Regions from separate parts of the Mus musculus genome. Here region 1 is linked to region 2. Evidence: chromatin loops called from intact Hi-C (ENCODE). Cell type or tissue: heart. All regions are shown on one strand.

The links. Hi-C counts contacts between places; a loop is a spot of excess contacts. Peaks named below come from ENCODE experiments on the same cell type or tissue, not always from the same donor. Only the 100,000 strongest peaks of a DNase experiment are listed, where the experiment ranks them.
Region 1: a loop joins it to region 2, with 4 times the contacts of the local background. A loop is called at or near these places in 20 of 42 quality-filtered maps.

The regions. Positions count from the first base shown.
Region 1 is chr2:35,647,280-35,652,279 of GRCm38, reverse strand. All of the region lies in intron 2 of Dab2ip (disabled 2 interacting protein), which reads right to left. Among named protein-coding and RNA genes, the nearest start is that of Dab2ip, 28 kb to the right of the region's middle. In heart, CTCF peaks have their summits at 618 and 2,391 (motif pointing left); DNase peaks (open chromatin) are centred at 609 and 2,379; H3K27ac peaks cover 1,318 bases.
Region 2 is chr2:35,727,840-35,732,839 of GRCm38, reverse strand. Dab2ip (disabled 2 interacting protein) reads right to left here. Exons shown (of 16, transcript NM_001114124.2): 16 at 1,846-4,782. The coding sequence ends at 4,615. Among named protein-coding and RNA genes, the nearest start is that of 9030204H09Rik, 89 kb to the left of the region's middle. In heart, a CTCF peak has its summit at 2,831 (motif pointing right); DNase peaks (open chromatin) are centred at 609, 3,119, 4,039 and 4,389; H3K27ac peaks cover 2,685 bases.

The DNA.
Region 1 (5,000 bases), 81 kb after region 2:
CTTTCCACTAGGAAAACAGACGCACTTGGAGATGGCACCACGGGCAATTGTCCTCCCACAATCTGGCAGTTGCAGGTTGCCCTGGGAGTCGTGGCCTCAGAAGGATCAGAGGCAGAAACAAAGTCTGGGCAAGAGCTGATGTTCTTCTGGGGCTCCTAGGAGCTGGTGGGCCAGCTAGACCTTCATCTCAGAGTTGGTAGTCACAGTGGCCACAGACGTAGATTTGAAGAGGTAGCTGCTCCCCACTTCATCCCCATCTAATTAATTTGCTCCCTGTTGCCCCCCTCAACTCCCCTTCACTCCACCAGCCCCTAGCAGGTGCCCGCAGCAGGAGCTGAGGATTCCAAGGAATCAGATGCCAGTCCTGCCCTTGAGAAGGTCATGATCAGCTGGTGGAAGGGAGGCACGTAGTGAATCGTTAGTGACAGAGCGGAAGAGAGGAAGGACATGAGGACACATCCTGGAGCTGGGAAGAGAATGTCTGCCCAGGAAGACCAAAGCAAGGGATGGAAAGGTGGCAAAAAGATCAACCAGTCCGAAGTCAGAGGCTGAGGCAGTCCTTCCAGGCCCTGGATGCCCGGATGCCAGGCTGGAGAGAGAAATGGAGCCACCTGCTCCCACTAGAGGCCATCTGAGGCACTAGGGCGGGGGAGGGGTGTGGCTTCTCTAAGATGTTCTCTAAGCAATCCACAGGCAGTTATTCATCGAGACGTTAGACTTGTGTACGAAACAGATGTCAGTATCTGCCACCTCCACAGAAGGCCTCCTGGCTTCAGAAACAATCCCTGCCCAAGAACTCACATGTAATTACATCTGTAATCCAACCCCAGTGCCATGTGATCACTTTGTATTCACAGCAGGAAAATGTGAGGGAATGAGGGGTGGAGGGTGATGTGGTTCAGTGGTACAGTGCTTGCCCAGCCTACACACAGTCTTAAGCTTGATTCCCAGCACGGTATAAGCCAGGCATGATGGTGTATGCCTGTCCTCTTAGCACTTAAGAGGGGAGGCAGAAGACCAGGAGCCCAAGGTCTGGTCAGTGAACCTAGACACCAGTGAACTCTAGGCTAATAGTGAGAGAGCCTGTGTCTCAGGGAGAGGAAGTGAGGGGAGAGAGGGAGAGAGAGGGAGAGAAGCTGAGAAGGGACCTCAAAGTCAACACACATGTGCACACAAACAAACACTAATGGATACACACATGTGCACACACACAAACAAACACTAATGGATACACACATGTGCACACACACAAACACTAATGGATACACACATGTGCACACAGACAAATACTAACATATACACACTTGTGCACACACACAAACACTAATGGATACACACATGTGCACACACACACAAACACATACACACAGAGAGCAAGAAAGTGGAAACAGGAAGGCGGCATCTGAACCTTACCTCTGTCCAGGCTCCTGATCCAGGAAGGGGATAGGGCCTGCAGGACCACAGGTTGGGTACAAAGAAATAACCTCTCAGGCACTGTGTTGAGCAAGGGAAAGCGGGAGAGGGGAGCATGGATTCCGATGTCAGCTCTGGCCCTTACTGTGTGACCCAGCACAGTGTGCCCCCTCTCTGAGTCTATCATTCCTCATCCATAAGGAGGGGACTAAAAAATGATACTGGCTAGCACAGACTGGCCACAGGCAAGCCATTAAGGTCCATGACTCCTTCCACATCCAAGTGCTGGAGGAAGGAGCTTCAGCGGGCCCTTCCACTCTGCTCAATGTAGTCATCTTAGAAAGCAAAGTGTGTGTGGCCTGGAACTGTAAGGAGGAAATGAACACCACTGCAGTCTGCCTCATGGACCTGCCAAGAACAGGTTTATGATCCTCTACCATGTCACCACAGTCAGTATAGTCAGCCATGCTGAGCTTGGAACCCCGTGCAGAGAACCTGACCCACCATCTGCCTCACCTGGAATGCCCCCCTATTCCCTCCCAAAGTGGTGGAGAAGCTAACAAGGGGCCCAAGGAACCTCTAGGCAATTCAGTATGGCAGGGTCTAACCATTTAGTAGGCCCAGCCTGGTGACTTCAGGGCCCTAACCCTACTTGTCAGCTCACACACTAGCCTTTCACCCTGAGCCTCTCCTGATACAAGCCTGCTGTGGCCCCAAACCTTGGTCCTCCAATGACCCCAAGGGCCACAGTAGAGATCCAGCTCTCTGAAGAAATCGGGCCAAGCCAGCTCAGCCAGCCCCAACTGTCATTGGTCAACCGGATGTTCCCTGACCAGTGTTACTGTCACCACAGATCATCCTGCAGCCTCCATAACTCAATGGCTCCCTGTGGTCAGGGGTACAAACTAAGACCTCAGCTCTCACTAAGAGCCACCCAGATGTCCACTCGCTGCCCTCTGCTGCCTCCCGCTGGTGAGAAAACAGCCTGCAGACAGGCCAGCTCTACCCATGCTACTGTCCCCTTAGAACACTAGCTCTGGTTTCCTAAGCCTCTCACTCTCTCATCTCTCTCCAACTCCTAGTCCCAGCTGCACCTCAGAGCTCTATCAGGGATGCTGTTGCTTTGGGGCAGTAAGGGACAGTGTGAAGGGGGAGAAATAGGCCCCGCTACCTGGGGTTCTGGGCAAAGTATGGGAAGGGTGGACCCTGAAACACAAGCAGCAGGGTTAGACACCGGCTAACCGCCTACCTGCAGGCTTTGAAGCCCTCACAGCTGCCCTGTTTGGAGATGAAGAAAGAGGTCTGGAGACAGGTGACTTACCCACAGAGGGGAGCAGTGGCCCTCCCAGGTGCTCTGTGGGGAGACGTCAGCACTGTCTCCCTGGAGCACAGGTCGAGAGGAAAAGCCTCACACCATTCCACCTCCCCTTCACTGAACCCAGAATGCCACCCTGAATGAGAACGCCTGTAAGGAGCCTGTGACACAGCCCAAGAAGCAGTCTTCACACCCTCACGGTCATAAGGGAGGCCCCGGCAGAGACCAAGGGACACTCTGGAAGGTTCTAGAGCTGCAAAGAAGGTGTGCAGAGCTGTGTTTGTTCCCTTTCTTTCCTCTCCATGTCCCTATCCAAGCTGCCCAGGCTGGGCTAGTGCTTCCTGTAACTGACCAAGCAGGCTCCCACAAGGGCATGTAAGCTCAGGGGATCAAGGCTTAGGTGAGAAGAGCAGTTGGCTTGATCCTTTAACCCATCCTGAATGGCACCCTGACTCCCCGAATAAGCACAAATCCTGTTCATTCAGCCAGGAGATTGTTGCTGCCCCCTAGACCTGCACATCCTGAACAACTCCTGCATCTGGTGGTCTGACCAAAACCTACCTAAAACAGTCCCTCTCTAGAAAAGGGCCTCCTTCTGCAGAAGGCACACATGGCCAGATTGGTAGATCCTTCGGCCACCTCATCCACCTTCTACTCGCCTGTTCACACATAGGGAGACTACGGTAGGGAGAGGACAGAACAGCTGAAAACCTCAAGTGGGTACAAAGTACAAAGGCTTCTGTGCTCCCACTAACGCCCCTCACATTTCTTCTCCCTCAGCTTTTCCTTCCTGCTTCCAGCACGTCACTCGGGACCATTGGTCTGTTCCTGTTTGGGTCTATCTTCCTCTAACTATTGTCTCTTTTGTTGAGAAACTCCTGCATGTCCCTTAAAACCCAGTCATAAAGGTCCCCACTGTAAGAATTCTCTCATCTTCTTTTAGCCAGAGAGCCTTCATTCTGGGTTCCCACAGCACCCCAGGCACCGTCCCTGAATCAGAAACACAGTTTGTGCACAGCCCAACACTAGTGAAAGTGAACCAAGAAGACCTGCTTCTAGAAGCATCCACGCTCAACACAATGCCACGTTTATCTGCAGCTTCTGCAGTTCCCCCACCCCCAGCCTTCCTCTCTGACACTTCTCCATCTCACAAAATATAGCCCTGAGACCTAATTTCAGCCGAACCTTCAAAGTCTCCACTTTCAACTTCCCAAGGAGGGATCAACTGGCTTCCATGTTTCATTTCCCAGACCCTCTGCCACCTCCCACCCCAACCCTGCTAGACTGCTCAAGGTCAATGCCTAGGTGGACAGAGGAAGGAGGAAGGACTGAGCCCACACCTAGAGATGGAAAAGGCCAATGGGCCATCCAGGGTACCACAGCTATCAGCATTTCCTTGTCTCCGGTCAGCCTGATTCTTGGGAACACACTAGGAGACTGTGGCCCAGGAGGGCTTGGCTTGGGTTGACCCTACACCTGTAAACCCCACCACCTACATGGCCTTTCATCTTTGTCTTCCCCCTTCCCAGTACAGAGAAGGCAGACCTGGGTGGGAATCCCAAACACCTCCCAGAGAGAAACAGGCCACTGTGGTCACCTACTCTCAGCCCCTTCCCTATGGGATCTTTATCCCAGGTCCCCTGGGGAGCCACAGCCCCATGCTCACTGCAACTGAGAGTGGAAGCCATGCAGGAGAACAGGGAGGACCCGCAACTCGATCAAGTCACAAAGCTGGCACCAGGCCTTGAAGCCACATTAGAATATTAAGCACAGGGCCATCATCTTCATTTCACACAAAGAAAAATACTGAGGCTCTCTCTAGCCCCACACTCTAAGAGGCTGTCACCCATGTCCCACTTAGCCACCCATGCCCTATGAAACAGCCGTGGGGATAGCGCCTCACAGAACGAGTGAGAACCCTGGGAGGGAACACACAACCCAAACTGGAGATCCACTCTCAGCTGGGTGGGACCTCTGTCAGATCCAGTCCTCTGCTAGTCCTTGAGACCATCTACTCTGACACACAATCTCCCACAGGGCACCTTCTGTGAAAGATGGTGACATCCTGTCACCCAGGTTTGCAATGGCAGCAACAGTGGCAGGTTCATTACAGCCTGTGGTATCTCACCTGCCTCCCCCAGGCAAAACCATGTTCCCAGGCTCCCTCAGGGCCTACAGGGAGCAGCTGCAAGCTGGAGCTGAGGATGCCACGGCCGGAGAAAATAAGTGTTCAGGAATGGGGTGAGGTGGCTCTCCTCCCGATACCCCAAAT
Region 2 (5,000 bases):
AATGGGGGCACACTGATTGAGAGCCCACTCTTCACTCAGAAGGGCTCAGCAACGTCATTCTAAATCTGTGCACTTCCACTAAGGCCTGAGAATCGAGAATTCGCGTTTAAAGGAAGTCGCGCTTAGCCCTTGGCTTGAACAAACAGTAGAAGAGTTGTAACCGGGGGGTGGGGGGTGGGGGGGGTGGGGGGGGTGTGCGCTGAAAAATGAGGAAAGGAACAAGTTTTAGAGGCTTCAAGCTCAAGAACTCTATTTCAGACAAATCAAGTTTGATGTGAATGAAATCCTCAAGTGGCAATACCAAGCGGGCACATGGTTCTGGTGAAAGTGCAGTGTGTGTGTGTGTGTGGGGGGGGCATTTACATGGAGCAGAGGGTGCGGCAAGGGTCCCTGCTGCTTCTAAAGAGAGCCTATGTTCATCTGTACTTTCCAGTCCCCTTCTCCACTGTCTCCAACCCTGGGTCCGCGTGTCATCCGCCCTGGTTTCTTGCTATGTAGCAGATGGCAAGCTTTCAATGGCCTCAGGGTCCTGGACTACACGTGCTCTCCGAGGGTGTACGCACACAGCCCGGGCTTCTTCTGGAACAGAAGCACTGTGACTCAGTCCTTTCATTGAGGAAATCTCTCTAAAATGAGCAGAAGGACCGAGGCCGGGCTCACTTCCCCTTTTCAGCCCTGTGGCTGGTGTCCCCAGGTCAGAACTCACTGGGTTCCATTTCTCCAGAGAATGATGGCCAGCATATAGTACCGTCCTTTCAGGGCTCTGCGGGGCAGCTGTCCTGGCTCTGACTATACGGTTGTCTATGCTTGGGGGCTCCCACCTAAGCCTCTGGGTAGGATCTGGGCAAGCAAACCTTTCCCGTCAGCTTCCAGTTGACAGTTAAGCAATTTTCTTATCTCCTCGGATCTCCTCCCACATTAATCTTGTCAGTACAATGATGTTTGGGGAGGAGACGAATCACATGTGATCAGGAATCCTCATTTAACTGCAAGACTCGTTTCTTTTAAAAAAAAAAAATCCTGGTAGTGTTATCTGCTTGTTTTTTATACATTTCTCACTGTAGCCTAAACTGGCCTCTGGGTAGGCATTTTCTTTATGTTTCGGTGTAGCCAAGTGTAGGCAATTTCTCATTTGCAATCTGACAGACAGATCTGTTCTCACGAGGGTGAATGCTTGATGGTCCTTGCTTATTAGAAGGCCTAAAAACCCTCCAACTGCTTTTTTCTTTTTCTTTTCTATTTTTTAGGGGTCTGGAGGTGTTTTTGTGCCAGTTTGCTCTGGGCTTCTGTGTGTTCTTGCCCTTGTAAGGCTGAACTGCTCATGTTCAACCCAGGGTTATCGCACATCAGAAGACAGGATCCCAAACACTGACAGATGCGGGACAAACCGCTGGGGACGCAAGGCACTCACTCATCCAGCAGGTACGGCTGAAGTGCTCTCAGTGAGTTCATTTCCAGCTCAGGAAAACCTGACCCTAAAAACCAAGCACTAGATGCGTGGGGTCAGCCAGCCTTAGCCTCCCCTCACTGGTAACCCTGGGCAGAGCAGAGCTCAGCTCTTCTCTCATCAGGTTGCAGATTAATAGGGTCGACCTAGAACCTCTGCAGCAGGAAGCATGGCAGCTCTCAGCTCCCAGGAATCACTGGGGCTCCCAGCCTGTGCAGGTCGGGAGGGCCTTTAAGAGGTCAGCTGCTCCACTCCCAAGCACAGGGCTTTCCACAGAGAGGAGGGGCAGTCCCAGGTCACCCAGGTAGGGGTCATGACTAGAACAACAGTATTAGGTCAAGATCCAGTTACCTGTAGGAAAACAAGCCAGGACACAGATGAAGAAAGGCAAGTCAGGCTTAAAATAGCTAAATAAATCTTTAATATTTCTAATTGCAAATGTACAGAAATTGCACAGCCACACGGAGTCTTCGAACACCAACAACTTCTCTGTACATTATTACAGGGTTAAAAGTCTCGACTGGAGGGAAGGGCTCCGGCCGATCCAACCTTTGCATTTTTCCTTTTCACATACTTACAAAAGGGGGAGCTGGGCACAGTGGGGGATCGGGTAGCCTTGTGGCCGAGTATATAGAAAAGAGGGGCTGGTTCCCTGGACAGTCTGGCTCCCAGACCTATGAGTATGAGGGAGGAGTGTCCCTCGGGCAGGTGCTGGGGTACACGTTGAGCTCTGGCCCTGGTCCCCACCCCTACTCCTGGGCAGTCAGAGGTCTTCACTCAGAGGAAGTTTGGCAGTTTCCTTCACCCTAACACACAAGTTGAACAAAAAGGTCAGGTGTCTGTGTTGGCAAGGGTGGGGCCGCTCTCTCCATCAGATCTTGGGTGTCAGTGGCCAGGGTCTTCCCAGAGCAGGGCCTCTGGCAACTCCAGCCCTTGCTGTAAGCAGAGCTCAGACGCCCCAAGCCGTTGCTGTGGGCAGGAGGATGCTTTACTGGCCCCACTGGGGCATTTGCCCCCATCAACCTTCCACCCAAACAGCATGCTTGAAAGCCAACGAATCAATGCCCCGGGCAGGAAACAGACAGACAGACACCTAGACTGCAAAGCTCTTTGTCCTGCCCAGCACCGTTCTCCAGGCTCTAATATCAACCGTGAGAGCAGTGTCCTGGCCAGCCCTCGCAGCACCAGGACTAAAGGACTATGTACATCCCTTGGGTGAAATAGTTCCATTACAGTCAAACACCAAGAACATTTACAAAAAAAAAATTTACAAAAAAAATATTGCAGACTTGCAATTAAGATAAAAATCTGTGGAGAGTCTGTACACTTTTACAGTTTTTGCACTAGGTAAATAAGGCTCTCGGCCTGAGAGCTAACAACCCCACCAGAGGGGGCCATTGCATCTGGCCCTGCGCTCTCCTGTCCAGGCCTGGGGACCTCCCCATATTGCTAGGAGGCGCTCAGACAGAGGTCACTTTACGAGGCATGGGCGAGAGTGTGGGTGAGGAGGAAAACAGGGCTCCCTGGGCAGTGGAAGGGCAAGACCCAGGCCAGGCCAGGCCAGGCCAGGCCCTGCCCAAGAGGCCACCCCTGCTGAAATGCATGGGAGCAGGGGTGTGGACAGGAGTGGGGCAGGAAGAGGCAGTGGCAGGCCCTCAGCCCCACCTCCTTCCTTCCTGAGGTCTCTGACCCTTGATAGCCACGCCCTCTCCCAGCATTGGTCTGCAGCCTAACTGGGTTCTTTTACCCTTGCCTGTCCATCGTGGACTGAGGACAGGGCGCAGCCTAGCTAGGCCACACCTCAGGATGTCCACGCTTTCTAGTGAGGACTCTAGGAGCATTAAGTGCAGCTTGCCTAGCCCCATTCTGCTGCCTGGGCAAAGCCTAGCTCCTGCCCTAGGTGACTCAGAACCAGGGCTTGGAATCTAGAGTGTGGGAACAGATGGGGACCCAAGAAAGACCCAAGCTCCTGCCCTTCTCTGTCCCACAAAGGGGGGGGGGGGAGGGACAGATATGCTACAGAACAGCCTAGAGCTGGGGAAAACCAGCCCCAGCTGTGGGGGATGCCCCTCCCTGCCTGCAGTGCCTGGGTCCTTGGCTGGGGCTGGGAGGGTGAGGAGAGGCGACTGCACACGGGGCCTGGTGCAGGCTGCTGCTGTCTTGGAGAGGGAGCAAGTCTAACATCCTCCAGGGCCGCTATTTCCCATGCAGTGCGCTCGCTCAATTTAAAAGGCCCCTGTGTTCCAGCAAGCGAGCAAGCGGGCTTTTGTTTCTAATGCATACTGTGAAAGGAAAAAAAATCACAGTTATCCACCTTCTCAGGGCCGGCAGGCTTTAGAATTCTTTCTTAAACTATCAGAGAAGAGAGATCACCTTTGCAGGGTGAGCACTGGCTGGCCTCTCCCCACAGGGCCACTGTGCAGGCCACACTGGGACCCTGGAGAAGGCAGCTACAACGCATGGTGCAACCTGGCCACCTCTGCCCAGCTCTCTGGCTTCTGGAGTTCCAAGAGCATGAGCCAGGCCCGCATGTGAAGTGTGGGAAGCTATGGCTCCTCCCACGGGTATGAGGGCCCAGCAGAGAAAGTGCAGTGCTGTCTGTTTGGCAATGCAAGGAAGGAAGGGAAGGAGGGTGGAGGGTGTCACGTCTGGGATGGGCATAGGACCGAGGTTCTGTTCTTCAGTTCCTCACCCCCTGGAAGGGTCCCTGACCAGCTGCATGCAGTGGCAGGGGCTCAGGGCAGAGATGAACAGGGGCCACTCTGCCTGTCAACTACTCCATCAGGTCCTGGGGGCCATGGGAAACCCACAGCAGTGGCCCCTAAACCTTCCTTGAGCCCTTTGCAGGTAGCTTCCTCCATGGGAAAGGGTAAGGAGGGGTACATGCACCTGGCTGCTCAGAGAGAAGGTGCCACATACCAAACTCAACAACCAGAGACACATTCGGCAGGCCTCCCTGCAGACTGGCCCCACTCCCCAGTGCAGTCTCCGCTGCCTCTACCCACACCCACTGTTCAGGTGGGCAAAGAGAAGGGGGGCCACTGTGCCCTCAGTCTCACGCTCCATCAGTCTTACGCCCCCTCCACTGCAGGCTAGCCTGCAACTGTGGGAGTCTCCTGACGGAGACCCTGTCCCGGGCCACCACAGTCCCCCTCTCCTCAGGCAGGTTAACAATTGCTGCTGTTTCTGAACTCGCCGTTCTCAGTAATCTGCAATTTGGTGGGGTTGGTGGGGGAGACGCCGTTACGGGCTTGCATGCTGTACCTCTCTTTCAGCTGTGTGAGGGCACTCATGAGGCGGGCATTGGCAGCATCCAGCGAGGCAATGCGCTTTTCCTGTGGGCAAAGAGGGCATTAGTGATGCTTGAGGTGGGCTCTAGCCAGCAGTAGCCAGCAGAGAGCACCACGACAGGCCAGAGAAGTGTGTTAGGCCCAAGCTGTGGAGTAGCTGGGCAGGTTCTGTGCTATCACAGACTGGGGCCTTATAATTTGCCTCCTACCTATACAAAGCTAAAGCGGAGCTATAGCACCTGAGCTCGAAGGCAGAGCCTTTC